Linked DNA regions of Homo sapiens: regions 2, 3, 4, 5, 6 and 7 are each linked to region 1. A link is a loop called in an ENCODE intact Hi-C map of the cell type or tissue named here. Cell type or tissue: PC-3. All regions are shown on one strand. Region 1 has its middle 250 kb from the start of LINC00595. Region 2 overlaps LOC124902467 (a long non-coding RNA gene). Region 3 has its middle 160 kb from the start of LINC00595. Region 4 overlaps LOC107984245 (a long non-coding RNA gene). Region 5 overlaps LOC107984245 (a long non-coding RNA gene). Region 6 has its middle 14 kb from the start of RPS24. Region 7 has its middle 37 kb from the start of LINC00856.

The links. Peaks named below come from ENCODE experiments on the same cell type or tissue, not always from the same donor. Only the 100,000 strongest peaks of a DNase experiment are listed, where the experiment ranks them.
Region 2: it touches region 1 in a loop (10-fold over the local background); 2 of 110 quality-filtered maps call a loop at or near these places.
Region 3: it touches region 1 in a loop (7-fold over the local background); 3 of 110 quality-filtered maps call a loop at or near these places.
Region 4: a loop joins it to region 1, with 4 times the contacts of the local background. A loop is called at or near these places in 2 of 110 quality-filtered maps.
Region 5: a loop joins it to region 1, with 9 times the contacts of the local background. A loop is called at or near these places in 3 of 110 quality-filtered maps.
Region 6: a loop joins it to region 1, with 13 times the contacts of the local background. A loop is called at or near these places in 8 of 110 quality-filtered maps.
Region 7: a loop joins it to region 1, with 17 times the contacts of the local background. A loop is called at or near these places in 6 of 110 quality-filtered maps.

What each region holds. Positions count from the first base shown.
Region 1 is chr10:78,519,331-78,523,330 of GRCh38, forward strand. No RefSeq gene overlaps it. Among named protein-coding and RNA genes, the nearest start is that of LINC00595, 250 kb to the left of the region's middle. In PC-3, a CTCF peak has its summit at 1,908 (motif pointing left); a DNase peak (open chromatin) is centred at 1,961; H3K27ac peaks cover 1,275 bases.
Region 2 is chr10:78,230,094-78,234,093 of GRCh38, forward strand. It overlaps LOC124902467 (a long non-coding RNA gene), which reads left to right. Exons shown (of 2, transcript XR_007062210.1): 1 at 1-2,557; 2 at 2,833-3,641. Among named protein-coding and RNA genes, the nearest start is that of LINC00856, 17 kb to the right of the region's middle. In PC-3, a CTCF peak has its summit at 2,071 (motif pointing right); a DNase peak (open chromatin) is centred at 2,078; H3K27me3 peaks cover 2,051 bases.
Region 3 is chr10:78,422,479-78,426,478 of GRCh38, forward strand. No RefSeq gene overlaps it. Among named protein-coding and RNA genes, the nearest start is that of LINC00595, 160 kb to the left of the region's middle. In PC-3, CTCF peaks have their summits at 2,443 (motif pointing right) and 2,646; a DNase peak (open chromatin) is centred at 2,453; H3K27me3 peaks cover 243 bases.
Region 4 is chr10:78,457,036-78,461,035 of GRCh38, forward strand. LOC107984245 (a long non-coding RNA gene) reads right to left here. Exons shown (of 3, transcript XR_001747513.2): 1 at 885-4,000. Among named protein-coding and RNA genes, the nearest start is that of LINC00595, 190 kb to the left of the region's middle. In PC-3, no CTCF peak of the experiment used is centred here; DNase peaks (open chromatin) are centred at 1,256 and 2,126; H3K4me3 peaks cover 1,816 bases; H3K27ac peaks cover 3,556 bases.
Region 5 is chr10:78,430,525-78,434,524 of GRCh38, forward strand. LOC107984245 (a long non-coding RNA gene) reads right to left here. Exons shown (of 3, transcript XR_001747513.2): 3 at 1,305-3,916. Among named protein-coding and RNA genes, the nearest start is that of LINC00595, 170 kb to the left of the region's middle. In PC-3, a CTCF peak has its summit at 2,249; a DNase peak (open chromatin) is centred at 2,267; H3K27me3 peaks cover 1,174 bases.
Region 6 is chr10:78,045,703-78,049,702 of GRCh38, forward strand. It overlaps a transcript of RPS24 not described here. Among named protein-coding and RNA genes, the nearest start is that of RPS24, 14 kb to the left of the region's middle. RefSeq lists an enhancer at 1,868-1,927. In PC-3, CTCF peaks have their summits at 1,774 (motif pointing right) and 1,981; a DNase peak (open chromatin) is centred at 1,769.
Region 7 is chr10:78,210,018-78,214,017 of GRCh38, forward strand. No RefSeq gene overlaps it. Among named protein-coding and RNA genes, the nearest start is that of LINC00856, 37 kb to the right of the region's middle. RefSeq lists enhancers at 2,020-2,576, 2,616-4,000. In PC-3, a CTCF peak has its summit at 1,619 (motif pointing right); DNase peaks (open chromatin) are centred at 713 and 1,644; H3K27me3 peaks cover 1,104 bases.

The DNA of each region.
Region 1 (4,000 bases):
CAAGATAATATTTGTGATTTTTCAGAGTAAAAATCCAAAGCACACTATTTTCTCAAAAAAGAGCAGAGTCTCTTAACACTGGAGTCTGGGTAATTTTTCCCAGGTGGACATTTGACAAAGAACTCTGCTTGCAGTGCAGAGTGGGATCTTAAACATGCTGGTGGCACCTGCGTTATGACATTGTACCTGATTTTCCTAAGAGATGTTGGTACTGCTAAAATGCAGCAGAGTGGGGAAAGGCATTATGGGAACCTTATTACGGTTCATGGAAGAGGGAATGCTAAACTGTGCTTAAAAACCAGAGGATAGAAACATAACGAAATGAAACGCTGAAAAAGTATAGAGACTGGAAAGTGGAAATTGCCCTGGGTAAGTCAAAAAATCATGTGTATTTTCCCTATATTTGCTTTGACTGTTCTACAGACAAAGTTTATTTTTTTCTGATTCAAAAAATTAGTATATACACACACATCAGAAACAAAATTGAAAAATACTGAAAAGAATAAATAAAATAAAAATCTCTCCCCCAGAGATAACCATCATTCCATGTTTTATGTATTTCTCGTGAATCTTATGAACTCACACATGCACACACATACATACATTTGTGTGATGTATTTATGCTACATTTCCTTTCTTCTTGGTTGTACATTCTTTGTTTTTTAATGTTTTTGAAATCAGGATCCTTCTTATAGTAGATTTAATGTTTTCCTTTTTTCTGAACTATTATTAAGCCAGTGATGCCTCTTGATATCAATGCTGTTACAATGGAGGAAATGTGGTATATAGCCACAATATCAGGGTTCCTTGTGCATATATAATTTGGCCTCCTGCTACTTCCATTTAACATTCGATCATGAATATTGTCACATGCCTTGAAATATTTTCTAAAGATGTTATTTTTACTGGCTATATATATTCTATCATAGGATGTCCCAAAATGGACTTAATCCTTTCCTCACTGAAAAACAATTTCTCAACCACATACCAATAATAGAGGCTACTCACACATAGCTTGAAGTGAAACTATACAGCTCCATGTTACCCCTGAAAAGGGGGGTGTCCGTGTGTCCAACAATGAACCAATGGTGCAGAGGTCTTGTCTGTTTCACTGCTTGAGCTGTGGCCAGGCCATGCTGTTTAACCTCATTGGGCCTGGGTTTCCTCCTGTTTAGCATAAGAAGGCTTTCTGGAGTTTTTTTCTGTTTAATGGATGCTGATAGCTAAACCTTGGTTCCCCAACCAGGCTATAGGAAACCAGTAGCTTTGAGGTTTGAGTTGTGTCACTGTGAGGAATTACACAGACCTATCTTGATGCTCCCAAGCCCTGGGGGATGCTGTGTCCTCAAGACGAAGGGCTTATCACTACCCTGGCACTCAGATCCCAGCCTCCTCTCAGAAACTCTGCAAATTGTAATGCAGCTCTGTGGGCAGAGCTGCTAATACTTACCCTCAACCCTATGTAAGGTTCAGCATTTTAGGCCAAATGTAGTTTCCTGATGAAAATATCTTCCCCAGAAAAGCCAGAGCTTGACGTGCAACGGACCAACCAGAGGCTGCTGGGATTCCCATGTTGTGCCTGGCTGCAGCTGTGGGCAGGTTACCAACCCCATTGGGATTTTCATCCAGGCCTGGAGGATGTTAGAGGTGGAAAGGGATTTGGAGGTCAGAGATGTTGCATTACTTAACTTTCCTCTTTGTATAAAATAAGCACTCCTCAAATATTTGTTGAATGATGAGTGACTGAAAATGCTCAGTGTGGCTGCCAAGAAAGGTACCCGAGGAAATCAGAGGGCTTTGATGTTGGGGAAGAATGTGATCTACACAGGTCTGTTTGTCTTGAACATCCTGTGATTCTATGAATTGCATATAAGAGGAAGGAGGGAGGAAGCAGTTTTCTCCTCAGCCCCTGCCACCTAGTGCTTGGGAAAGTCAGTTCACCCTTTGGGGACTCAGTCAACAAATGCATTCATGCAGCAGTGTGATTCATTGAGTGCTGCGGTGAGTCAGGCACAGGTAACAAATCTATAGGGTCACCAGGGACCAGCAGTCAAGGATTCCTGCCTTGTGGAATGAAGAGAGGAGAATTACAGATGACTCCAAAGTTCCTCACCTAGAAACAGGACTGCGGACTCAAGGTTTCCCAGGCAGATTCAAAATTGGGGAAGCTTTCCTGGAAATGAAGCTGTGGAACAGACTTCCCCTCCCCATTGCCCCCCAAAATGCCAACCTACTATGACAAACCAATTGAGTGAATGTTAATGAACTACAGGTGGAGCCTTTAAGGGTGGCTTTGTTCCCTTGGATTTTATATTCATATATGTTTTTGAAGATCAATTTTTTTTTTTAACGGAGTCTCACTCTGTCATCCCAGCTGGAGTGCAGTGGCGCAATCTCGGCTCACTGCAAGCTCCACCTCCCGGGTTCATGCCATTCTCCTGCCTCAGCCTCCCAAGTAGCTGGGAGTACAGGTGCCCGCCACCATGCCTGGCTAATTTTTTTGTATTTTTAGTAGAGACAGGGTTTCACCATGTTAGCCAGGATGGTCTCAATCTCCTGACCTCGTGATCCTCCCACCTCGGCCTCCCAAAGTGCTGGGATTACAGGTGTGAGCCACCACGCCCGGCCTGAAGATCAATATTTTTGTAGCTTCTAATCTCATCTCCTGGAATCTCCTTGGGGCCCCTCAAATGAGTGTTGTTGAAGGCTGATGACAGGAGAAGAGTTTGGGGGGCTGTAAAGCACTAGGATCCCATCTTTCATTGACTTGTGGTGTGACCTCAACACATCCTCCTCCACTTTGGGACTGAAAGTTTCTCATCTGCAAGGGCTGCCAGTCAGGCTGGCTCTCAAGGGGCCTACACTCAAGGATTCTAGGGTTTTGGTCCAGTCATTTCCGGTGTCAAATCCCTTTTGTTTATAAAGTCTACAGAGAAGCTTTGGGCTGCTGAGCCATTGGTGTTGATCCCTCATCCTTTACACACTTAGTGAACACTCTAGAAGACTTTGCCCTTTCCCCTACACCAAATAGCAAGGAGAAAATATTTTAGTAGTAGTGGTGGTGACACTGACCAATTAACCTTCCCTTTGCACCATCCTTGGATTTACAAGGCATGTTGCCATCCACTGTCTCCTTTGAGTTTTACAAATAACCCTTGAAGGAGGGAAGAACAGGGCATATTCTGTCCATTTTGTAGGTGAGGGATTTTAGGATCAGAAAGGTTAAGGACATGTCCAAGTAGGAGTAAATGGTAGAGTGAGTCATCCAGTCCCTGACTCTGGACCCCCTTCTGCTCACCTTGCAGCCAGAGGCAGATAACACATGTCCAATATTAGGTCAAAGGGAGGTAAGCAAAGCCCTGTGGGGAAGGGCAGGAGGTAGGAGTTGAGGAGAGAGGAAGTGGGAGTCCTGGGAGGGTGCAGATCTAGAAAAGCCAGTGCCATAGTGCCAGGCAGAGTACAGGGCATTTCCCCTGGGGGCATGCTCTTCCCTCCTGCCCTTTGTAATTGTGCTTCTGCTGAACTTCTGCAAGACATCTGACGTTACTTTTCTTTCTTTCTTTCTTTCTTTCTTTCTTTCTTTCTTTCTTTCTTTCTTTCTTTCTTTCTTTCTTTCCTTCTTTCTTCTCTTTCTTTCTTTCCTTCCTTTCTTTTCTTTCTTTCTTTCTTTCTCTTTCTTTCTTTCTTTCCTTCCTTCCTTCCTGCCTTTCCTTCCTTCCTTCCTTCCTTCCTTCCTTCCTTTCTTTCTTTCTTTCTTTCTTTCTTTCTTTCTTTCTTTCTTTTTTTTGGAGTCTCACTCTTGTTGCCCAGGCTGGAGTACAGTGGCATGGTCTCAGCTCACTGCAAACTCCGCCTCCCGGGCTCAAATGATTCTTCTGCCTCAGCCTCCCAAGTAGCTGGGATTACAGGCACCCGCCACCACGCCTGTCTAATTTTTGTATTTTTAGTAGAGACAGGGTTTCACCATGTTGGCCAGGCTGGTCTCGAACTCCTGACCTCA
Region 2 (4,000 bases), 290 kb before region 1:
CTCACATTGCAATTATTATCATTATTATTACGTCAGTATCGTCATCACCTCCACCATCACCATCATTATCATTTCCATTACCACCACCCTTCTCACCTCCCTCATCATCACCTCCACTACTTCTATCACGCTGATACATCCACAACCAATATTAACACATCACCATCATCACCTCCACCGTCACCACTCTAATCACCTCCACCATCACTCTGACCATCACTATCACCAATTCCACCCCCACTGCCATCATATCTATTACCATGATCACTTCTATCACCTCCACTGTGCTAATAATATCTTGCCCACAGCTGTTATCACCATCACCATCATCACCTCCACTGCTACTTCCACCACCACCACTATCATCACCTCTACCACCACTACCACCACAGTCTCCACTACCATGACTAACTCCACTCAGCCAAACTAACACCATCTTCACCACCATCACCCTCCTCCCACTACCTCCACATCCCAGTACTTTCACTGGTACCTCCACACTAATCTAATCACTGTCTCTCTCAACACCCTCAGAACTATCACTGCCACCCTCACTACCACTATGATCACCACCCTCTCTGCCACCAACACCACTGTCTCCACATCTTCCATGTCAGTGAGGACCTTGACCATCACAGCATCCACACTGTGTCTTTGACATTACTTTTAAAAATCTGAAAGCACCAGCATTGAAAATTTTCATTGCTGTCAGAGTCCATGGATCTGTGGTCCCTATATGGGAGTGTTGCAATAAGCAGAGTGACTGGAGCCCTTGAGGGGAGCAGGGTCCAGGTGACCAGTGCCAAGGGATCTGGAGAGTGAAGCAGAGGGACAGTACAGTAAAACCACTGGTGGGAGCATGAATTTGGAGGCAGATGGAATTGATCTCTGATGCACCATGGGACCTTGAATGAGCCACTTTTCTGAGCCCTAGTTTCCTATCAGTCAAGTGGGACTAATAATACCCCTTCATTGAGTTGAATATTAATTAAATGACAACATGTGTTCTGAGGATCTGCAGAGTGAAAGCTGCCAGTTCTCTGCCGTGATGCCCTCAGATCCTCTTGGATGTCCTTTATGAGCTCCATGCATCCCTGCCCCAGCGCTTGCATGCTTCTCTCCTAACAGCTTGCAGTTGCAACCTTCTTGAGACACCTGCAGGCTATTGCAGTTGCTTTGCTCAAAGGTACTGAGAACCAGAAGTGTCCCAGAAAGGCCTGCAGACAATGATCAGGAGGCCGGAGTATGAAAGCCCAGCTCTTTTCCTTCAAGGCGGGCAAACTCAGAGATGGAATTTACACTGTAGAGCTCCCTGCAGGATCAGGCCTTGGTGGGGACTTCACCTGTAATTGTATCATTGCGTGGCTTCTTCCCTTCCCTGTCTTGTTTTCCCCACTCCCTTTCTGGGTTCTCCCAGGAGCAATTTCATAATGCTTGCATGTGAATTTTCATGTCAGGTCTGCCTGTGACATGACGCATAGCAGGATTTCAATTCACCATGGTTCCCTCCTCCTCTTCTCATGTTCATCAAGTACATTAGCCAATAGAGGGCTGTCACACATATTGTTCATTGGAAGTGTAAGCTAACCCTGGCAGTTTCTTAGAGTGGGAATTATTACGCCCATTCTGCAGGTGCACAACTGAGACCCATGTGAAAGATCACGGAGTTAGTAGGTGGAAAAGGTGAGGTGTAAATCATGTCTTCTGTATTCAAGTCCAGCCTTCTTCCTGCAGTACCAGCCTGCAGAATTCTCTGAGCTCAGGGCTGGCTTAAGCCTGGGCCGGCATGTATAGATGAGATATGATTCTGGATCAGTTGCCAGGCAGAGAGCTCAGACTCCAATCTTCTTTCTCCCTTGCCTTGAGCACCACCTTCCCACCCCTGTACCTAGAGCACAGCTGAATCATACCACAATGGGATCATCTGGAAAAAACAATGACGTGACTGGTTTAAAAGGAAGACCATGCAGTGAAGGAGACCCTGTCCCCTGCTCACATGCTGTGTGACCTTGGGCAAATTGTGAAATCTCTCTGAGCCCTGGTTTCCTTATTTAGTCTTTCCAGCCACCAGGTGGGGCACGGGCTGTTATCCTCCTAATTTTAGAGCTGGCTGAGAGCAGTAATAGATGTTCCGGGAAGGGGAGGCTCAAGCAGAACAGAGAACAAATGCTCTTGTCCTCTTCTCCCAGTGCAAGAATCCCCTGAGCTGCATTTCTGACAATGTACATCTGGCTATGCCAGCGACCTTGCGCTCTTGCAGAGGCCCTTTCTGGCTCAGGCTACCAGCATTCTTCCCAGAGAGCCCACTGGCCTTCCACTGGGTCTGGTGGGATTCCTGGAGGTTGTTCAGATGACCATGCCTTTCAGGGATTTGAGGACAGCTTCCTGTGCCCTGAAGTCTGTTCTTTCTTAGCCCCAATAAGGGAGCATAAAGTAGCTGCTTACACATTCCTTTCATCCCCAGATCATTCTCCTCTGGGTCTCTGCTCACAGACCTTCCATCAAGAAATTCACTACAGTGTGTTGGAACAGTCTATGTACCTGACTACCACACAAGGTATGCTCCTTAAGGACAGAGATCTCATCTTAGTCTTTAAATCTCCACAGCCCAGCCCTGAATCTGGCTCAGTGGAAGTCCTCAAACGCAACAGAATAAAGTGGACTTTGAAGTCAGGAAGACTTGCATTAAAATCCCAGCTTTACTGCTAGTTAGCTGTGGCGTCTTAGGCTGTTTTTTTTTTGTTTTGTTTTGTTTTGTTTTTTTGTTTTTGCTTCTTTAAGCTTCAGTTTCCTCATCTGTGAAATGGTCTGATAGTATCACTTATTTCACAGGGCTGTTGTAAGGATCAAATGGCATCATGAATGGAGGGTACCAAGTCCTGCACCCAGCCTGCAGTGACTAGCACCTGCTCCCTGCTGAACATGGTGGCTGGGGCTGGACATGGTCCTTGGGGGTGTGATCTGAGCAGCCTGCAGCATTCTGGGCCTTTCAACTGCCGCATCCTGGTACCAGTCTCATGCTTCCTGGTACCCTACAGATGGCTGTCTCCTGGTGGAGTCACCAGGTTGGAGGGGTCCTCAGAATGCCAACAGAACAGAGCAGCCCTGAGCTCCGGCACCTGTCACTGTGGCTTGACTGGATACATATCTCCAGACCAAGGCAAGCATCTCTGGCAGAACCCACTGTGGAGATCCTAAATTGGCACCCCGTAGAGTGAGCTGTCTGATTCTACAAAGGCAGTATTTCTAGGTTTCAAAGGAACTGAATAATTTAAAATGCACAAGACAAAAAGTGGGATTAAGGTGATCTGATAGGCTCTCCAGGCTGGGGTATCAATTATACTCTCAACTCGTAAAGCCTTATTTGTGAGATTCAGAATTTATTATCTGTCTGAAGCACTAATTACCAGGTTTCTCTCTTTTAATTTTACAGGTCTCTTCTCAGATTTATTTTTCTCTTTTTTCCCTCCCACTGGGGACAAATAGCTTCCATTCCTGAAGGGAAGTTGCCTGCTTGGAGATGGACAGAGGAAGATATTTGGGTTCAGCTTATCCCCTCTGGGCACTTTGGGGGAAGCAGCATGGGTTGGGGCAGGAGAACTCTAATGTGTATGTGTTAATAAACTTACTGTTTTCTAAAATTTTGTCAAAGGTATGCATGTTTATAGTTTAAAGAGGTGAAGAGTTCCATGTGGCCTACTGTATTTTTCCTTCCTTGTATAACTTTTATTTTCCTAGGAGCTAATAACTATCTTGTTCTTTTGTTTGCTTGCCTTTCTCTGTACTTATCACTAATTCAACTCCAGAGTCTTTACTGATTGCCTATTCCAATATTTTCACCCACATCAGGTGCTCTATCAATTTCATTGTCCTGAAGAGTTTCCCTGACAGCCTTCTGACCTGGTGCCCTCAGAACAGGCAGCATTCTGTGCCCGGGCCTCGTCTCATCCCGGGATCTCCCTTTATCAGCTTCCTAGGGATGCCCTTCCCTCCTCTCCTG
Region 3 (4,000 bases), 97 kb before region 1:
TCAATGTCTTGAAAGCTCTATTCATCACCTTTGCAGCAGAGACGGGTCAAAGAAGTGAAATGGTAATCAAAGACACGCATGTGATATTTCCCCAAATAGTGTGACCTGCTCAACGACACAGACCAACAGTCCTGGCCACTGTCTAGGCACAGAGAAACCCTCGGTCATCACTGGTTGTTTTGAGGAAAAAGAAAACACTCTGGGCTGGCCGCGATGGCTCACGCCTGTAATCCCAGCACTTTGGGAGGCCGAGGCAGGCGGATCACAAGGTCGGGAGATCGAGACCATCCTGGCTAACATTGTGAAATCCCGTCTCTATTAAAAATACAAAAAATTAGCTGGGCATGGTGGCTGGCGCCTGTAGTCCCAGCTACTCAGATTGCCCCACTGCTCTCCAGCCTGGGCAACAGAGCGAGACTCCGTCTAAAAAAAAAAGAAAAAAAAGAAAAGAAAACACTTTGCTGCTCTGGGCAGCAGTAACTTTCCTTCGCCTCTTCTGGTCCCACCCTTCATGAACCTCCACTTGCCTCGAAGGGGAGAAAATAGGCTACCCTCTTCCAGAAACTAGGCGGGTCTGCTCCTTCCACTGCAGTCTGAGTAAGACAAGTGTCACGGCCATTTTCTGCCTTTTGTGGGTCCCCGTGGCACGGCTGCCGACAACACTTAATCACAAGAATCACCTTCGATTCTTGTTTAAAAAGCCAGGCTGCTCAGAGCCTGCTCTACCCTTTCTGAAAAGAGCCCTCGCCTGTCTGGGAAGCCCTGCTTCTCTCAACATGCTGTAAGTGTATACGGGGACCATATTCTCGCCTTCCAATTTACTGGCCAAGTGGCTAGTGTGCAGACAGTTCAAATTCTCTTCCCTATCTCATGAATATTTATTGAACACCTACTAACGTTAATGGGAAAAGATAGAGGTGCTATGGGAAGGATATTTTTTCTAGATTTAGAATAGAATCTATCACCAGCGTTTCCTGACTTTGTGAAGTCACTTAAGTCTTTGGGACTTGGTTTCCCTGATTGTCAGGTAAGAACAATATCCCTCTCTCTGGACTGTCTTGAGGAGACATGGAATGCATGTGGAATGTCAATCTGGTAAAATGCCTGACGCCTAAGTAGATACTCTTTCTACCAGAGAAAACCCACCCACCAAGAGCCCTGTCCCAAGGCTGCTGTGAATCCGCAAGTGGCTGGCATAGTCTGTAACTCCTCCTTCAAGAGAGGAGGATGCTGGGGGGTTGGTTAAGCTCATTCACCAGAGAAGTGACCTGCCCCTGTTTACCAGCCTCATATAGCATTTTTTTTTCTTTTTTTTTTTTGAGATGGAGTCTTGCTCTGTCGCCCAGGCTAGAGTGCAGTGGTGCCATCTCAGTTCACTGCAACCTCCGCCTCTCGGGTTCACGTGATTCTCGTGCCTCAGCCTCCCAAGTAGCAGGGATTACAGGCGCCCACCACCACACCAGGCTAATTTTTGTACTTTTAGTAGAGACGGGGTTTCACCGTCTTGGCCAGACTGGTCTCAAACTCCTGACCTTGTGATCCACCCGCCTCTGCCTCCCAAAGTGCTGGGATTGAGAGGTGAAGCCAGCTGGACTTCCTGGGTTGAGTGGGGACTTGGAGAACTTTTCTGTCTAGCTAGAGGACTGTAAATGCATCAATCAGCACTCTGTGTCTAGCTAAAGGATTGTAAATGCACCAATCAGCACTCTGTAAAAATGCACCAATCAGCGCTCTGTAAAATGGACCAATCAGTGCTCTGTAAAATGGACCAATCAGCACTCTGTAAAATGGACCAATCAGCAGGAGGTGGGCAGGGACAAATAAGGGAATAAAAGCTGGCCACCACCCCCCACTCCAAGCCAGCAGGCAACCTGCTCCAGTCACCTTCCATGCTGTGGAAGCTTTGTTCTTTCGCTGTTCACAAAAAATCTTATTGCTGCTCACTCTTTGGGTCTGTGCCACCTTTAAGAGCTGTAACACTCACCACAGAGGTCTGCAGCTTCATTCTTGAAGTCAGTGAGACCAAGAATCCATCAGAAGGAACCAACTCTGGACACATTAGGACATGGGCCTGGAGCTGCTGGGGCCATTTCTGCCACCTTGTAGGGACAGCCAGCTCGAGGATGAAGTCAACAGAGAAGAACGGAAGCTGAGAAACAGAACTAATCATTCCACCTAGCACCTGGGTTCAGCCAGGACTAACACTGGTCATGTGAGTTGATAACATTTATTTTTGGTTTAATCCAGGCTGAGCTGGGTTTCTTTCATGCTTAGACAAAAGTAAGTGCTGACCAAATCAAAGCTTTTTCCCTTGGCTGGGAAACCCTGATTCCCCAATGCAATGGCTCTGCTCATGTGGTGCTGAGGGCTTACACCAAGGTGGTAGAGAAGTCCCCTTGAATAGAACTAGGCTTTGGACTGCTGGGCTGCAGTATAATTGAGGTCCTGGAGAGGGAGCCAGTTCAGGGAAGAAAGCACCAATACCTTGAGCCTCAGTGCGAAGAAGAGCAGCCTGGAAGCAAATGTGTATATTTGCTTGAATTGATATATATATATTAATTCAACATCATTTATGGTAAAAACTTGCAGTGCAAGAATACAGTCTTGCACTGCAAGTTTTTACCATAAATGATATTGAATTGTGTCAATTTTTTTCAAGATTCTATTGAGATAATCATATAAATTCACTTATATTTGAATATTAAACTGACCTTTAATTCCTAGGATAAACCCCACTGGGTCATAGTGTATTATCATTTTTGTATTAACATACTGTTGAATACAATTTGCTCATATTTTAGCAGCATTTGTGCTCCATGAAGGGTATTGGTCTGTAGTTTTCTATTTTAATATATGCTTTCTGGTTTAGGTATCAGAATAAGTTTGCTCATAAAACAAATGGGGAAGAGTTTTCTTTGTTTTCTAAAATAATTTGATAGGTCTGATTTTTTTAAACCTAGTTTTTAAAAATAGAATCTGCCAGTGAAACTATTGGAACCTAGTGCTTTCCTTGTGGGAAGGTTTATAACTACAAATTCCATTTCGTTAGCACATACAGGGTTATTTATGCTTTCTATTTCTTCTTGAGTGAGCTTTGGTAATTTGCACATTTCAAGGAATTTTTACATTTTCTCTAAGTTGTTGAATTTGTGACATAAAATTGTTCATGCTATTTCCATATTAGCCATTTAATTAAAGTAGGGTCTGTAATATGTCGTTTTTTTCCTGGGATTGGTAAGGTGTGTCTTCTTTGTTTCTTGGTCAATCTGGCTAGAGGCCTAGCAATTGTCAATGGTACTAGTTTTTTGACCTTGTAGAACTACCAGCGTTTGTACTCATTTCCCTCTGTGTTTGTCATTTTCTACTTCAGTGTTTTATGCTCTTATTTTTACTATTTTCTTCCTTCTACTTTCTTTGGGTTTATTTTGTCCTTCTTTTTCTTCATTCATCAAATAGGGCCTTAAATGATTGACTTTAGGACTTTCTCCTTTCTGATATCAATACAAAGTTGTCATTGCATCTTAGAGCTGCTTTATCTGTATTTCACAAACTTCATAAGCTTTGTTTTTATTTTCATTTAGTTCAAAATATTTAAAAATCTCCCTTGTAATTCATTCTTTGAGCTATGGGTTATTTAAAAGTGCATTGTTTAATTTCTAAATATTTTGGGCTTGTGCATATATCTTATTATTATGATTTTAAAATTTAATCCCACTGTGGCCAGAGAACATACACAGTACTATGTCAATACTTTAAAACTTACTGGTATTTGTTTTATGTAAATTACCTTTTGTCATGCACACCAGACTATGTGGTAATGTACAGGTAAGTCAGGTCTTGTGGAAAAAAAAGGTCTGATTGGTAGTATTTGCCAATTTTCATGGTATAAATACTTGCACCGTGGCCAAATTCAACATAATGTTACTAAATGTACTATTGGAAAGAAATGTGCACAATTTTGTGAGCTGCTACAAGCCAGCTCCAGCACAACACTGGGAAT
Region 4 (4,000 bases), 62 kb before region 1:
CTCAGTTCAAGGAGAGGCTTTCAAAGTCTCTGTCAAGGCAGGTACCCCAGTGCTGGGTGTTCTGTGGACCCTCCTCTGTGACCCCCGGGGTGGGTCCCCATCACAGTGCCAGAAACTGCTCGCCTTCTATGGCCTCTTTTCAGCCCTGGAGAAGCTCACATTCTCTTTCCAGGGCAAAGGCGGGCCTGCAGGCTGCTGCAGCTGCCCTTGGCCTCACCCCACTCCGGCCAGCCTCCTGTCCTGAGTTCTAAGGTGGGACAGGTTCAGTTCCTACTCTAAGTCCCCACCCCCTTCCCCCACAACCCAGGGGACATGTGATAAACTCTTCTGGAAATTTCTGTGCCTCATGGTGGGCTTGGAGTTTCTGCAGTGCAATGGGCCTCCAACTGGGGAAGGAAGCATGAGTCTTCTCTCTGTACAGGCACCCCAATCTCTGCAAGAGGTTCTCTGGAGCCCCTGCTAGTAGCTTACAGGAGTGCACGGAGCAGCCGAGTCACAGTATTTTACGTAAAGTTTCCTCCACATTCACATCAATTCTCTTTCTTCTGCTTAAGCAGGGTGGATGTGGACTGAGGAGGTGAGGAGCAGGCAGTGTAGAAGCCTCTTAACAAATCCAGGAGGAAGGAACCTGGTAGCTATACCCCTTGGATGGTAGGGGCATTTGACACCCATTGTCCTGGGCTTTGGGGTTTCAGTGGAAGGAGTCCCACTCCTATCCAGTCCCTTAGGAGAACAAGTCCTAGATGTAAGAGATTGGAAACTCCCTGAGCACAAGGGGCATGGGCTCTGTTTTCCTCTCCCTTCACGTACAGCTACTAGGCCAGAGAGAGCCCAGGCTCTGGAGTCCTGTGGACCCAAGTTCAAGTTCCTGCTCAGTTACTTACCCAGCTGTGCATCTCAGGGAAGTGACCCAGCCTTTTCCAGTCTCTTTCCTCTGCCGGCTTTTACGTGGGAGTGGAAGGCAAGGAAAAAAGTGCCTGCTGCAGAGTCAGGTCCAGGGACACACCAGCCCTTGCCCCCACAGCATTTTGGGGCTGGCCCCATCCTCTGAGGATGCTGGAAGCATGCGGGTGACACTCTGGTGAAGGCTGTGGGTTTCTCCTCCAGCGAAGTTTGTTATAGGATTCAGGTTAAGAATCTCTGTCTGAACTCTCAGTGGCTTATCACCGAATTACACGAAATTGTTTGGTAAAGGAACAGCAGAAAGAGAGCCAAAAGATATTGGTAGCTGATTGGGGTCCCTGAGTCATCTGAGATGGTGACTAAGTAACCCAGCACTTTGAAAAGCCTGGACCTAAATTCCCAGGGGAATTTTTTCCCCACATGCCCTTCCCACAACATACTGGGCTGGATCCAATCCCACCTAGTACTGTTCAAATGCAATCCCTCTTGTGCATTGAGCAGTGTGCTGTGGCGCAGTCTCAGTGATTCCTAAAGTTGACTAAAACATGCCTTCTAAAGGGAAAGCTATCATTGCAGACCCCCAGTGTTGATAAGAATTATTTTGATCATATTGTTACTTAAATATATACAAACATAAAAGTAAGTATAAATCTCTTATGCTTTTAGCTCTTACACAGCTGTAAAACCAAAACACAATTACAAATTAAATGCAAATAAAGCTACAAAACCATTAAAATTCAAATTAATGGCATTAATTTAATGTGACAGATGATGTTTTGCTGAAAGTAAAACAACCAACGTTGGGTTTAATAATAGAAGGATACATTCCCATTTAAGTTCCGCTTGTTATCAACTAGATCATTTTGATGTTTGGACATGCTAGACCATCATTAGAGTTATTATCAATATTATTATATTTTTCATGTATTACAATGAACACACTTCTAAACACAGACCTAGAATTTTGATGAAGCGATCAACTTAATAGAGCACTTCAAAATATAATAATTTAAAATATATAGAAATATGTACCATTTAGTAAGACTATATACCATTTACCATTTCCAGCTGCTAGTGTTGTCTTGCAAGTTGTTGCAAACCAAGGTGGCATTCACTCAGGCACCTGCTTGCAAAACAGTGACTACAATTCTACCAGCTTCAATGCAGAGCAGCTTATTTGTGGCATGTCTGTGTCCCCTGTTCTGTTTGATGACTCAATCCTCCCTCCACTTATCTCTGTTTGAACAATTGCTAAACCTTTGTTTGTACAGCAGTCCATGAAGTCATTTGGCCTTCATTTTGCAAAAACATGATAGTAAACCCAAATGCAAATGTGAACTCTGCATTCCTGAAGCATTAGTTGGTGATAATATGATCATCCACACACAACCCCAATAGGGTCTCACTGATATTTTTCAATTTTTAAAATGAAAATATCAGAATAAAAAAAGACTCTCATATCACTCAAGGGCCCCTGACAGTACATCTGTGGATCCCACTTTGAAATCCCTGGTGCAGTGAAAGGAGGTCTGGCCTGGGAACCCAAGACTCGAGTTTTCGTTCTAAGTCCCTCATTGACCCACTGTGTTCTGTGGACCAATTTCCCCCTTTCTAGACTTCATCTGCTCATGATCAGTAATTGTCTTGCATTTTGGTCATCATCACATTTATCTCACCTGATCCCTCCCTGAGGTCGGTATGACTGTCCTCAATGACAGATGGGGGAAATTGAGACCCAGGTACACATCTGGTGAGTGAGGGGATGGGGTTAGGAGGCAGAGCTGGCTGACTCCAAAGGCACCACATGGCGGTGATTCACAAAACTGAGGCGCCCCCAGAGCCCTGCCAGATCTCTCAGGCTGCCCTGGAGAGCTTCAGTCTCTGATGACCCATGTCTTGGGACCCATGCCTCCTCTCAGCCACACATACACATATGGTCCCAGGCACAGCCCTGGAGAAAGTGGGAGAACAGCCTTGATTCATCCTCATCATCCTCCGATGACCCCACCAGCCCAGTGTTCAGCTCTGAGACAACATCCACCACCCCAGTGACAGGGGAAATTTCCCCAGCTAAATATCAGACACAGGTCCTGACAACTGAAGTTTTCTGATGGGTAAATTCATGTTTGTTTATTTATTTTGATGAAAAGACAGGTCTAAGTCTATAATTCAAATCCCATTTTATACACATGCATATGTATGTATGTATGCATGCACACATATATAAACATATATACATACATGTGTGTATATACATGTGTATGTGTATAGACTTTCCTTGGTGAAAGAGAATGAAATTTGCTTGAATTGGAGCTGTGCTGGACACAAGATTTGTGGTTGCCTTTTTGAGCTGAGGTATAGCTCCACTAGGGAAGAGTCTTCAGAGAGCAGCTGCCTCCCTGGGTCCTCAATCACTAACCTCTCTAATCTTTGGTGCCAGTGAGACTGTAGCTTGGGTTCCTCCCCTTGGAAACCAGAAAGACTCCTCATCTTATCTCAGAAGGCCCTGCAGGCACCATCACTCTTGGAATCCTCCCTCTTTCAGAATTGATGTGTGTGTGTCTGCAGCCTTGACATGTAGAGTGATGTCCAGGGCTTTCTGGAATTCTGGTTCCAGTGGGAAATTCAACTTGGTTCTAGGAAATGATGCCATTGGATTCATTCTATTCACAGGCAAGGAAGCAATCTTTAGGGAGGACCTGCTTTAACAACCCATCTTTCCTCCTTATGGATCTTAAGTTTTTAAAAGATTATTTCTTCTAGAGGGAGTTAAGTGATAATGAACTCATTCTTTCATTTTTATGAAACAAAGACATTTATACTTGACCATCAGAGATTCTAATTGGCATGTGGCTCATGCTTATGAGACCTGCAGAGTTGATAGAATCGCAGCTAAAACAAAGACATTTGACATTTTAGTTATTCATGCAGCCTTGCTCAGGGCACATGTACAATGATCATTAAGCTGTTTGAAATAGTGATATTCCAGCACTTGTGAAAAGAATATACTAGTGCCCACCAATCCAACATTGTGTCCCAGGAGAACTCAGGAACAGGTGGGTGAATGCAATTCCAGCTACACTTGTTCGACTGCAGG
Region 5 (4,000 bases), 89 kb before region 1:
ACTTAACAGACTTCAGCACTCTGGAGAACCACAGGGTGCATTCTGCCAATGCTCATATCAATTCCTTCTTCAGGTTTACATGGCAAGGGTGGCTCTCAGATCTCAATCATTCCATGCATTTAAAAAAACAGTATTTTCACCGAGCCAGCAGGTGCCAAACATTGCCTAGATTTTGGTGTTCAGTAGTGTTCTGCGATTTATTGATTCATGTTCAAAATTTAAGAGATTCTAAGATTCATTCCTTCATGAGCTCATTTGGTAAAAGTGTTTCTCCTTTCTTCTTCCCACCACTTTTCCATCCCTTCCCTTTCTTTCCCTTCTGTTTTCTCCCTTTGTAAAGTTAACCTTAGATTGGTCACATCTGGGCAGGTAGGTGCCTCCGCCAGTGGAGCACATTCAAGTTAATAAGGAGTTGGATCATTCCAGGACACCTTGACTGGAATATTTTGCTAATCCCACAATGTCTCTATATGGTTCTTAGCTGCTACCCAGCTTAGGATTTTAGGCTGATAACATCTTACACCTTTCTGTAGATGGTCAGATATTGCCTCTCTGCTTCTCTTTCCACAGTGTGTTCTGAGCTTTTCTTGGACCTCAACTTGCTGTTTAGTTTAGGAAATCTTAGCCAGCAAGCTGGCACTTTGTAGGTGGCTGGGGAAAGATGCAGAAGGCGAAGACAAAAGAGATGGTTAACACTTATGGAGTGTGTAAAACTGACCTGAGTGCTTGACCCTCAGAGCCAGGCTATAGACGGGTATTAAATATTACCTTTATTTTATATGAGAGGAGACCCAGGCACAGAGAGATTAAGTAACTTTTGTAGGAACACATAATAAATAAGTAGAAGATCTGGGATTTGTGCCCAAGCAGTCTAGAGTCTTACGTTTACTCTACTGTTAAAGGATCAGCCCTGCATTTGGATTAAGGTATGTAGCATCTCAAAGCCATGCTCCAAAGGACCAAAAGGCATTGCCTTTGCTGCTGGCCATATGCATGAGACCTCCTCCATAAGCTACCACAATTGAGTAAAAACATCAGTTGTCATAGTCTCTGCATTCAGACAGAGTCTGAATTTAGAGCCTCTATGTTCTAGTGTGTGCCCCTGGCTATCAGTTTTCTCATCTATAAAATGGGGCTAATAATACCTCTTTCAGAGAGCCATTATGAGGATTCAAATGAAATTGTGTATGTAAAGTGCCTGGCCCGGAGGGCCCACCACTTATTCAAGGGTGGACCTAGGGGAAGAAACGCTGCAAACTATTGATTGGCATCAGTGAAGAGCCCTAGAAAATGGAATGAAACAGTTTTATTTTTTACTTTTTATTTGAAATTAAAAAGTTACAAATATAGCACAGAGGGTTTCTGTACACCTTCACCTAGCTTTCCCTAATGTTAGCATCTTGTATAATTTATCAAAATCATTACATTAACAACATTGGGCAATACTGTTACTAAAATACAGACTTGATTCAGAGTTCACCAGTTTTTCTCTTAATATCCTTCCACTATTCCAGGATCCAATCCAGGCTCTCACGTTTCATTTAGCTGTCATTCTCCTTAATCCCCTCCAATCTGTGATGGTTCCTCAGAGCATCCTTGCCGTCCATGACCTTGACATTTGAAAGGGTACTGATGGGTGATTTTGTAGAATGCCCCTCAGTCTGATTGTCCCCCCATGATGAAATTGATGTTATGCATTTTTTGGCAAGAATACTATATACATGAAATGTCTTCTCTGTGCATCCTATCGGGGCGTGTGGTGATGTTGCTACGTCTTATTACTGGTGATGTTAACTTGGTCACTTGATTAAGGTGGCACCTACTGGGTTTCTCCACTGCAGATTACTGTATTTTCTTTCCCCTTTATAATTAGTAAATCTCTTGGGGGAGATACTTTGAGACAATTCGAACATGCTGCTTCTCCTCAAACTTTCACCCATTAATTTTAGCATACATCAGTGCGTCTTGTCTGCAATAATTATTACTGTGGTGTTCTAATGGTGTTTTTTTATTTCCCTTGTTCATGTCACATTTATTAATTGGAACTCTTCTGTAAGGAAGAGCTGCCTTCATTTATTTATTTATTCAGGTACTTATTTATAACCATGTGGACTCCTGGATTTTTATTTTATTCTAGGAGTTATAATTTGATACTCTCATGATGTATTTTGTTGCTCAAATTGTTCCAGCCTTGGGCCTTGGGGACTCTCTTAGTTGTTTCCTCTGTCCTTTTGGCGTGTGGGGGCAGCATTTACCAGATCAGCCAAGGCCCAGAGCCCAGGGCACACAGTGGAGGTCTGGGCAGCTGGAGTTTGCTTTAAGGCTGTGAGAGCTGGGAAGTGAGAGTGGAATCAGAAAAGATGGTGGTGCTCCACACCCCTTCTCCATGTAGAATCTGCCTCTGTAAGACCCACTCAACTGTGACATTTCACCGGACCAATCTTATTTCCCTGACTCATTCTACAGCTGAGGAAATTAAGGCCCCAGGAAGAGAAGGGCCTTGCTGGAGGCCACAGAGCAAGTTGGGTGGAAGGAGAGATTGGGGAGCAGCATGGGCTGGGGCTTTGTCCTTGCCATCCCAGGCTGACACCCCTTCCCCCACACAGTGCCTGACTGCAGAGTAGCCTGTTCCAGAATCTGGGCCGCCAAGGGCCGAGGAAAGTTTGTTCCATCAGCAGAAGCCCAGGAAATGGGAGGCTCCTGGTGCAAAGTTTCTTCAGGAAGCCCTGGGGCTGTTGGCTCTGCTCCTTCTCCTTTTTGCCCAGCTGAAAGGGAGGGGGTATTCTGTTCCAAATCTCCAGCTCCAGCTCAGTGGGGGCCTCTAATCCCCTTCTGGCTCAGGGACACGGTCAGCCAGGTCTGGTGGAGGTGCTCCCAGAGAGCAGATTTCTGCAGGCCTGGGAACAGGGTGCCATGAGGCCCCAGGCCTATCCATACAAGGGCTGGGAATGTTAGCAGCAGAGTGCAGAAAACAAGCACAGGGTTAGAGCTGACAATAAGTTCTGTGAGAGTCAGGGGCTATGTTAACAGAGATCCAGTGTGCAGAACGAGGAAGGTGACAAGCCGATACAATATACAGGACCAGCCTGCAGTAAATTCTCCAACATCTGAGCTCTTCCAGTCCTGACTATCTGCACAAATACTAGGCTCCAGGCTGTATGGAGACATATCACACCCATGGAAAATAGAAAAATCTCCCTGAAATCCTGGAAGCACATACGGAAAGCATTGGTTGTGAGGTCTGCTCAACACTTTCTTACCTACAGGGAGCTTTCCTTTCTAACACACATTTAATCCTCACTGTCTCCATAAGGCAGGCAGGACAGGGGTTAGGATCACCATTTTACAGATGCCGCAGCTAAAGCCTGAAAGAGGAAGGGGTGTGGCCTTCTCCAGGGAGTGCAGTGATTCCAGAAAGAACCAGACCTTGCAGTCTTATGTTCTGGGCTTTCCCACAACAGTAGCCTGTCTTTGGGGCTGGTTCTCCGATATCTGACATAACCAACAGCCACGGGTGAGCAGTCCCTGGGTTCCGTAGGGGCTTTGGAAAGTCCTCTGAGCATTACTAGTGCTTCTGCAGGGGGGACTGTGAGCATGGGTGGATCGGGACAGAGCAGAGGCCCCCCACAAGAGCCATCAGCGCTGACCAGCTGAAGGACTGAGCAGAGTGTGTGTGTGCAGGTGTGTGTGTGCACATGACCGAGGGGGTGGCATGTGCTTGGCAGGGTCTGCAGAGAGGCTGTTGGCCAGGTCTTCACTCTCATCTGGCTTTGGCTTCATACTTCCTTCCCTGGCAGGACTGGGGAGGCCAAAGCGCACAGATGGCCATCTGGCTGGCACTTTAGGACACGGTCCAGTGCACACTTGCAGACTTCTCCTCCCCCACTCCTTCTCTGCTTCGGTGGCTCTATCAGCTCTGCAAAGGAGAGACAGGGCCAGGTCAGAGATGCACCGTGGAGTGGTCTGCAGGGGGCTCAGGGCACAGCACTTCTGGCTTCAG
Region 6 (4,000 bases), 470 kb before region 1:
TTGTTAAAAATACAAATGCTGGCTGGGTGTGGTGGCTTATACCTGTAATCCCGGCACTTTGGGAGGCTGAGGCGGGTGGATCACTTGACGTCAGGAGTTCGAGACCAGCCTGGCCAACATGGTGAAACATCTCTACTAAAAATACAAAAATTAGCTGGGCGTGGTGGTGCGTGCCTGTAATCTCAATTACTCAGGAGGTGGAGGCACGAGAATTGCTTGAACCCAGGAGGCGGAGGTTGCAGTGAGCCGAGACCATGCCACTGCACTCCAGCCTGGGTGACAGAGCGAGGCTCTGTCTCAAAAACAACAAATGCCCAGCCTCTTGCCCCAGTTTTCAGAGTTAGTAGATCTGGGTAGCGCCCAAGCACCTGATGTTTTAATAGCTTCCCAGGTGAGGCTGCTTCAGGAAACTGGACTGAAGCTTCCCAGGTGAGCTCAGGCTTGGGAAGCTGGACTGAAGTTTCTCTAAGATCCGTTCTGCCTCTGAGAATTCTGTCTCTAATGGGAATACTGTCTCTGCCCTCAAGAAGCTGGCAGATGAACAGTAATACTATTGCTAATTAATGACCACAGAATAGCTAACATTTATTGTTTACCATGTGCCAGGTACTGAGCTAAGTCTTGCACAAATTATCTCATTTACCTTTTTTTTTTTTTTTTTTTGAGAATGAGTCTCGCTCTGTCACCCAGGCTGGAGCTCTGGATTGCACCAGTGGCGCAATCTCAGCTCACTGCAACCTCCACCTTCTGGGTTCAAGTGATTCTCCTGCCTCAGCCTCCATAGTAGCTGGGATTACAGGTGTGTACCACCACACCTGGCTAATTTTTGTATAGTAGAGACAGGGTTTCTCCATGTTGGCCAGGCTGGTCTTGAACTCCAGACCTCAGGTGACCCACCTGCCTCAGCCTCCCAAAGTGCTGGGATTACAGGCATGATCCACTGCACCTGGCCTCATTTACCTGCACTCGGAGGGAAGTACTATTACCCCCATTTTATAGATGAGGAAATTGAGGCTCAAAGAGGTTAAGGAACTTGGTTAAAGTTACACAACTATGGCATCCTATGATAAGCCTGGGGGCATTTGTGGAACATCTTGCCAAGGAGCTAGAAATGGTCCTGAGCCTTAAATGGGTGGAGGTGATTAGCTGAGGCAGCGATTCTCCAGGTGTGGTCCTGGACAGCAGCAGCAGTGTCACCAGGGAACTTGCTAGAAATTCAATTTCTTGGGCTCCACCCTAGAATTACTGAATCAGAAGCTGTGGGTGGGGCCAGGTAACCTGTTTTTTTTTTTGAGTTGCCCAGGCTGGAGTGCAGTGGCGTGATCTTGCTTCACTGCAACCTCCGCCTCCTGGGTGCGATTCTCCACCTCAGCTTCCTGAGTAGCTGGGACTACTGGTGCCTGCCACCACGCCTGGCTAATTTTTTTTTTTTTTGTACTTTTTAGTAGAGATGGGATTTCACCATGTTGGTCTGGCTGGTCTTGAACTCCTGACGTCAGGTGATCCGCTGGCCTCGGCCTCCAAAAGTGCTGGGATTATAGGTGTGAGCCACCGCGTCCAGCCAGAACCTGTGTTTTGATAAGCTCTCCAGGTGATTCAGATGCATGCTAAAGTTTGAGAACCACTGAGCTTAGGGAAGGGGAGGATATTCCAGAGGGGGACAGCTGTGGAGACCCGGTAGGACAGTGCTGTAGACTGCCCCATCCCTGCCTTTTCACTTGGTGAAATAAAGACGTGTGATGCACTATGCAGACTCCCACAAGGGGGCACTGTGGGCACAGACGTGGAAGCGGTCTGCTTTGTTGTCAAGACCGCTACCCTTGTGGAAGCATGAAAAAAGCTTGATGCCAGATCAACTGGAGAGGTCACTCTTTCTTCTCAGAGAAGGTCTAATGGGGGTGGTAATCTTGTTTATAGGATTCGGCCCTCGTAGGGAAGCTGAACCTGGAGGGCTTTCTGCTGTTCATATGTGCATGGTGATGTCTACCCATCCGTGCTGCGAGGTCTCTGCAGATCCTGTGCAAACAGCATTCCCCCTTTTGTAGCTGCCCAGCCAGGCAGCTTGCGGTTTCTATTGGGGGAGGTGGGGGCCGAAGGCTGGGAACCCCAGCAGCCCGATTCTGCTTCAGCCTTCTGCCTACAGTGCTATGCCTCTGTCCTATTCTTTGACAAGCATGGGTCCGGGGCCACAGTGCTGGGTCCAAGACCTGTTTTCAAGCCTTAGCTCTGCCCCACCACACTTTAAGATCTCTGGCAAGACCCCTTTCTCCTCTGGGTCTCAGTTTCCTACACTGTAGGATGAGAGAGTGGTGCTGAGAAAGTGGCTGTCAACATCTCTTTCCACTATAAAATTCTGCCCTGGGAGTTGAGGAAGAGACTGCCTTGTGCTTTTCAAGGACCTCGGATTGCAGGGGATCTGTAAACCCTGCTACATGACATCCATCTCCAGTAGCCACTTAAGGAAGCATTTCCAGGGATATGGTGCAAGTCAGTAAGGTGGAATCTCTCAAACAAGATTTTTTAAAAAGTCCATATCTTCAGACATCCAGAATTTGCTTTTATAGGTTTCTATTCTGCACTGTTTGGAAGAAGGAAAATTTATACCATGTTCTCTTTTCTGCTGCAGTGTGTATTTCTTCCAAAAATACATTGCCTCGGAGGGTCTTTGGCATTCACCTCGTTAATCCAGGGATTGGCATCCTATACTCTCGGTGACTGCTCACCCAGCTGAGCCACTGCTCTGCCTGGGCAGGAAATCTCCAGAACTGCCTTTTCAGAGCGCTATAGATGTGCTCATCCCTGGGTTATAAGGGGATTCAAAAGAGTGGTCCAGCCCTCTGCTGGCTCCCACCGTCGATGATGATATTCAGAGAGTCTGGTTAGAAATTGCCCAACCCAGCCGCGTGCGGTGGCTCACGCCTGTAATCACGTTGGGAGGCCAAGATGGGCAGATCACAAGGTCAGGAGTTCGAGACCAGCTTGGTCAATATGGTGAAACCCCGTCTCTACTAAAAACACAAAAATTAGCCGGGCATGGGGGCATGCACCTGTGGTCCCAGCTGCTCAGGAGGCTGAGGCAGAAGAATCGCTTGAACCTGGGAGAGGGAGGTTGCAGTGAGCCGCGATTGCACCACTGCACTCCAGCCTGGGCGACAGAGCGAGAGTCCATCTCAAAAAAAAAAAAAAAAAAAAAATTGCCCAACCCATAGGCAAACATTGTTAACTGCAGCTGTCCTTGGTGGAGGAAACAAGTTAAACATGATGTCTCTTTCCATCAGGCCTCCTTGGAGCGGGGAAGGAGAGCTCTTCAGTTCCTTTGGCACCTTCACGCAGCATGCAAGACGGGCTGCTTTTTCTTCTGTTTATGGATGAGGCACAGAGGGTAGATGACTTGCCCCAAGTCCTTCAGCTCATTCATGCTGGGGAAAGGAGTAAGCTTCAGGCGTCTTCCCCTGGAGTTCACGCCACCTCTGACAGCAAGTGAGCCGTTTGCTACTCAAGTGCTGTTTCTTGCTTTTTTAAGGTAACAAAACACTGCATGCTGTCTGGGGTACCTTTTCCCTGCTGTTCAGTTCATTGCCCTGTGTCGTCTCACAGAGCGTGTCACTGGTACAGAAATGTTCCCTGGGAAGCTAGAGTTGAAACATCGCCCACTGGTGCTCCTGAGCTGGCTTTGTCATGGGTTTAGAGGGTATGTTAGGGAGGAGGCCTTCTGCTGCAAGTCTCTGAGAAGTCAGCTTACACTGCCTTGAACAGTGAGGTTGCTTATTAGCTCCTGTAAGAACCCCCTGGATGCCCAGGAGCCTTCAGGGTTGGTGGACACTGCAGTTTAACAGCGTCTTCGAGGGCCTAGACGTTTTCTCTCTCCACTTTGCTGCCAATGCTGGTGCCATTCTGAGGGATAGTTGCCCATCACAGTGGGGCTGGGACTGGGTGAGGCAATGAAGCGCTTAGCATGTGAAATCCAAGGAGGTCTTCACCCACAGTGGTGCTAGTGCAA
Region 7 (4,000 bases), 310 kb before region 1:
CCTTCTCTAGCTAAGCAAATGGAAGTCCACAGCATTGAGATACCCCGTGTAAGTCAGGAGAGACTGTAAATGCCAAGAAGCTATAGGATGGAGAATGGAGGATAGTTTCCTGGTATTTTGAGAAGTAAGAAAGCATATGCAAACATATGTAAATGAGATGCAAGCCGGCACCTGCTCTGCATTGTGTAGTCAGCCAGCTTTCTGCAGCCCTGTGTGTTTCTACAAAGGTGAGAGAGGTGCCTCCTTGTGACTCCAGCTGAGCTACGGGAGATATCAGGGGGTTTCATAAAAAAGAAAAATTACCCCAAGACTTTCCCTGCCAGGGTCCTTTCTGTTGGAGGAAGTGTCCCCTTGGGAGAGAGAAGAGGACCAGAATTTAGGCCTCAGAAGGGAAGGATGAAGCCCCCAAAGTTGCCACCTTCTAGGGAGCCCAGACCTCAGGATTTTGAGGAGTTGGCTCCATCAGTGTCAAGAGGTTTGTGTGGGCAGCTGGCTTGGGAGGGTGGGGGGTTCTCATGCCCTCTGCTCAGGCCCTCTGCTTCACCCCAGCATGCCCCACTCCCCTAGGCTCAGTGTCCCCACGGGAAGGGATCAGTGGGAGCTTTCAGCGCCAATGTCTCATGAGTTGAAGGTCAGTGGTTTTCTCTTGGACTGATGATTGTCCTGCTCTGATCCACCTGACTCCAGAGGGGTGGGTACTGACATGGTGACTCAAGAATGTGGCCTCGGTCTCCCCCTGGGGCCTTGTGGTTAATCCCCTACTCTCCTGTGGTCTGGAACCACTGAATGCAGATTCAAATCTCTCTTTCCTCCATGATTCTATCAAGAAAGAAGAGGGTTGTCATCTCAGTTGACACAGGGGTGGAGGCCCGTGCGTGGGCCCCTGAAGTTTCTAGGGCTGACTCTTCCTAATTTTCTGTGTGGCCTTGAACAAATCCTCTCTCTGGATGTCACTCGCACCTAAGAAGCCAGATACTTCAGGTAAGAGCCCTTTCCTGTTGACAGTTGCCTCATCCTGACCTGCTGGCAGGGTGTGTGGCGGGGAGCTGAGCCCCTTAGGGACAGGGGCTGCTTGACAAACATTTTGGAGGGCTGAGGGGGGCATTGGGGCATCCCCACCTCCAGGAAAACACTGCAGCCTCAGGCCCCTGCAGTAGAGGCACCCCTGGAGGGAGGGAGGGCCAGCTGCCAGGCTCGTGCCCCTTGTGGGTCCAGGGGGCCGACGTTGGGGAGGGCTCTCCGCCATTTCTGGCTGCCCCTCTAGTCCTTCCTCGGGTCTCTTTCATCCTCCCTCCCCTCTCTCCCATCTGCATGCCAGACTTTCCCTCCCAGTCTTTTCTATCTGTGCTCTCTCTCTTATTCTCTGAGTCCCATGGTTTTCTCTCAGCTCCCTGCCTGGCCTCTCTGTCTCCCTGCAGGCCTCTCTCTTTCATCTTCCTCTCCTTGCCTGCTCTGGAAGTCCTTCTCCATGTGTTCCCCTGCCTCGGTATAACCTCTCCTCTGTCCACCTGCACCCACTTTCTCCCCCAGCTTCCCCCACCCAGCTCCCAAGTCCTGAGCGCTTTGGGGGAAACTGAGGACAGGTTTCACCCTACTAAGGATGGAACAGGCAGGACGGGAGAGAATAGCCAGCCTTCAGCAGGTGGCACTGTTGGGTGACTTTTGCTTGTAAAACCTTTTAGCACTGAAAAAACATGCTGGAATCTATTGGCATTTGAGAGGCTCTTTTTTTTAAAAAAATAAAAATAATGACTCTCATTTCCTGGGCATCATTAAACAAGGTGCAGTGTTTGTGTGTGTACGTGTGTGATGAGGATGTATGCACACAGATGTCTGCACCTGAGCCTGTGGGGCTGGAGTGTAGGGGTGTATGTGTGAGCAAATGTCAGGGCCCTGGGTGCCTGGGTCTACATGTGTAGGGATGGGAGTGTCTGTGTGCGACACACACAACCTGTGTGAATGTGGGTTTCCGTATGAACTGGTGTGTACCAGCATGGGATGTGTCTACACGTATGCACCATCACACATGAAAGTATGTGTGTGAGCGAGCAGGGCAGGTCGGGCTGTGTGGGGAGCAGGGTGGTGTGTTTGTGTCTGCGGATGTACCCACCAGCGGAAGCACAGTGGAGGGGAGGGAGAGTCATGGAATTAGGCCTCCAGGTTTCAATTCTGGCTTCACACTGCAGTGGTGTGATTTTGCTGAAGTCTCTGAGCCTCAGACTCTTCATCTGAGAAATGAGATAATAGCATTATCTGGCACTCCGGATGACTGTGAGGATTAAATAGGCTCTTCTGTGTAAAGGGCCTGTCCTGGCATGGGCCCAGTAGGCTCAGGGCCACAGTGTGTCTGGGTGAGAGTCAGCAGGTGTGGCCTTCTGCTCTCCAGCTCCACTGTCTGGCTGGGCTGGACTTGCTGGCCCTCAGGCCTGTGGTGTTGGCCTCTCTAGGGGTATGAAGACCCAGGGGTGGGGATGTCCTGAGGGCTCTGGGGTCTGACCAGCCCTAGTGTTTCCTGGCTCTGCTGGATAGAACCACAGCCAGAATGACCGCCCCCCTGCCCCGCCCCCCAGCAGTGGAGATCCAGCATGCAAGAGCTGCAGTGGCCCTCAGGGGTCGTCGACTCCATCCAGCTCCCAACATAACAGGAGAGGGGAGGGCAGGCCACAGCTCCCCACATAACAGGAGAGGGGAGGGCAGCCCACAGCTCCCCACATAACAGGAGAGGGGAGGGCAGCCCACAGCTCCCCACGTAACTGGAGAGGAGATGGCAGCCCAGAGGGGCCGGTAGCCTGACCTGCGCCCCATCGTAAGTCATGGGCTGGCCACTGTCTGAGGGCTGTAAGCTGGGCTGATTCCGAGGCTGGGGCCCAGAGGCAGAGGCAGAGGCAGAGGGCAGCTCCCTGCCTCAGCTCCTTGCAGTCCTGACTCCACCCCTCCACCCCTCTTCTTTCCTCTTCCTCATCTCTTTGTGGCGACCTTCTGCCTTAGAGCTGAAAGTGGAAAGAGGGCCGCATCTGACTGGTTCTCTACTGCTGTGTAACAACCATACCAGAAGAGAGGGGCTTCGAGCAATGTCTTCTTCTTTTGCTCTGCTCTCTGGGTTGTCTGGGACTCACCTGGGTCTCTCATGTGGTGGCTAAGGCTGGCTTCTTGGGGTCTTTGCCTCTCTTCTTGCAGCATCTCATCCTCCAGGGCCTCTCCACGTGGCTTGGGCCTCTCCCAGCAGTGTGGGCTCAGGGTAGTGATTCTTTTTATGTAGCAGCTAGCTCCCAGGACACTGCCAGTGGAGGCTGTCAGGCTAGTTAAGGGCTAAGGCTTGGACTGGCACAAGGTCTCTTCCTCCTATTCTTTTGGAAAAAATCATCATGACCCACCCAAATTCAAGAGGGCAGAGAAATAGAACCCACTTCTTTATAGAGGAGGGGAAGGTCATATTGCCAAAAAGCCTGTGGGATGGGTGATGGTGTGGTGGGCATCTTTGGAAAGTGCAATCTGCTACACCATCTTAATGGCATTATAAGATGACAAGCAAATGCCAGTCTTAAGAATGTTTCTTCTCCACCATTTCATCCAGCCCTCCCAACAGCCATCTGCAGTGGGCCTGTCCTGGCTTCATCACCCCCTGTGTCACCCTGGGCAACTCCCTTCACTTCTCAGCACCTCAGTTTCCACGTGTTGAACAGGAGTGGTAATAGTTCCTGTTTCATTGAGTTGTCATAAAGCAAGAACTCAGCCCAGCACCTGGAGAGACCTCAAATGCGTTGTTACTATCATCGCCCTTCTCTTCCTTTCACAGATGAGGAAACTGAGTCTCAGAGAAGTCGAGGGACTGGCTCAGAGATGTACAGCATGGCATTGCTGGAGCCGGCCTGGAAGACAAGCAGTCTCCCTCCAATTGCACACTGTTTTCTCTGAGGCTCTGCATTGTTGGAGGAAGGGTCAGAGGGGCTGGAGAGGAAGAAACAATGCAAATATGAGGCAGCAGAAGGGAAATAGAGGT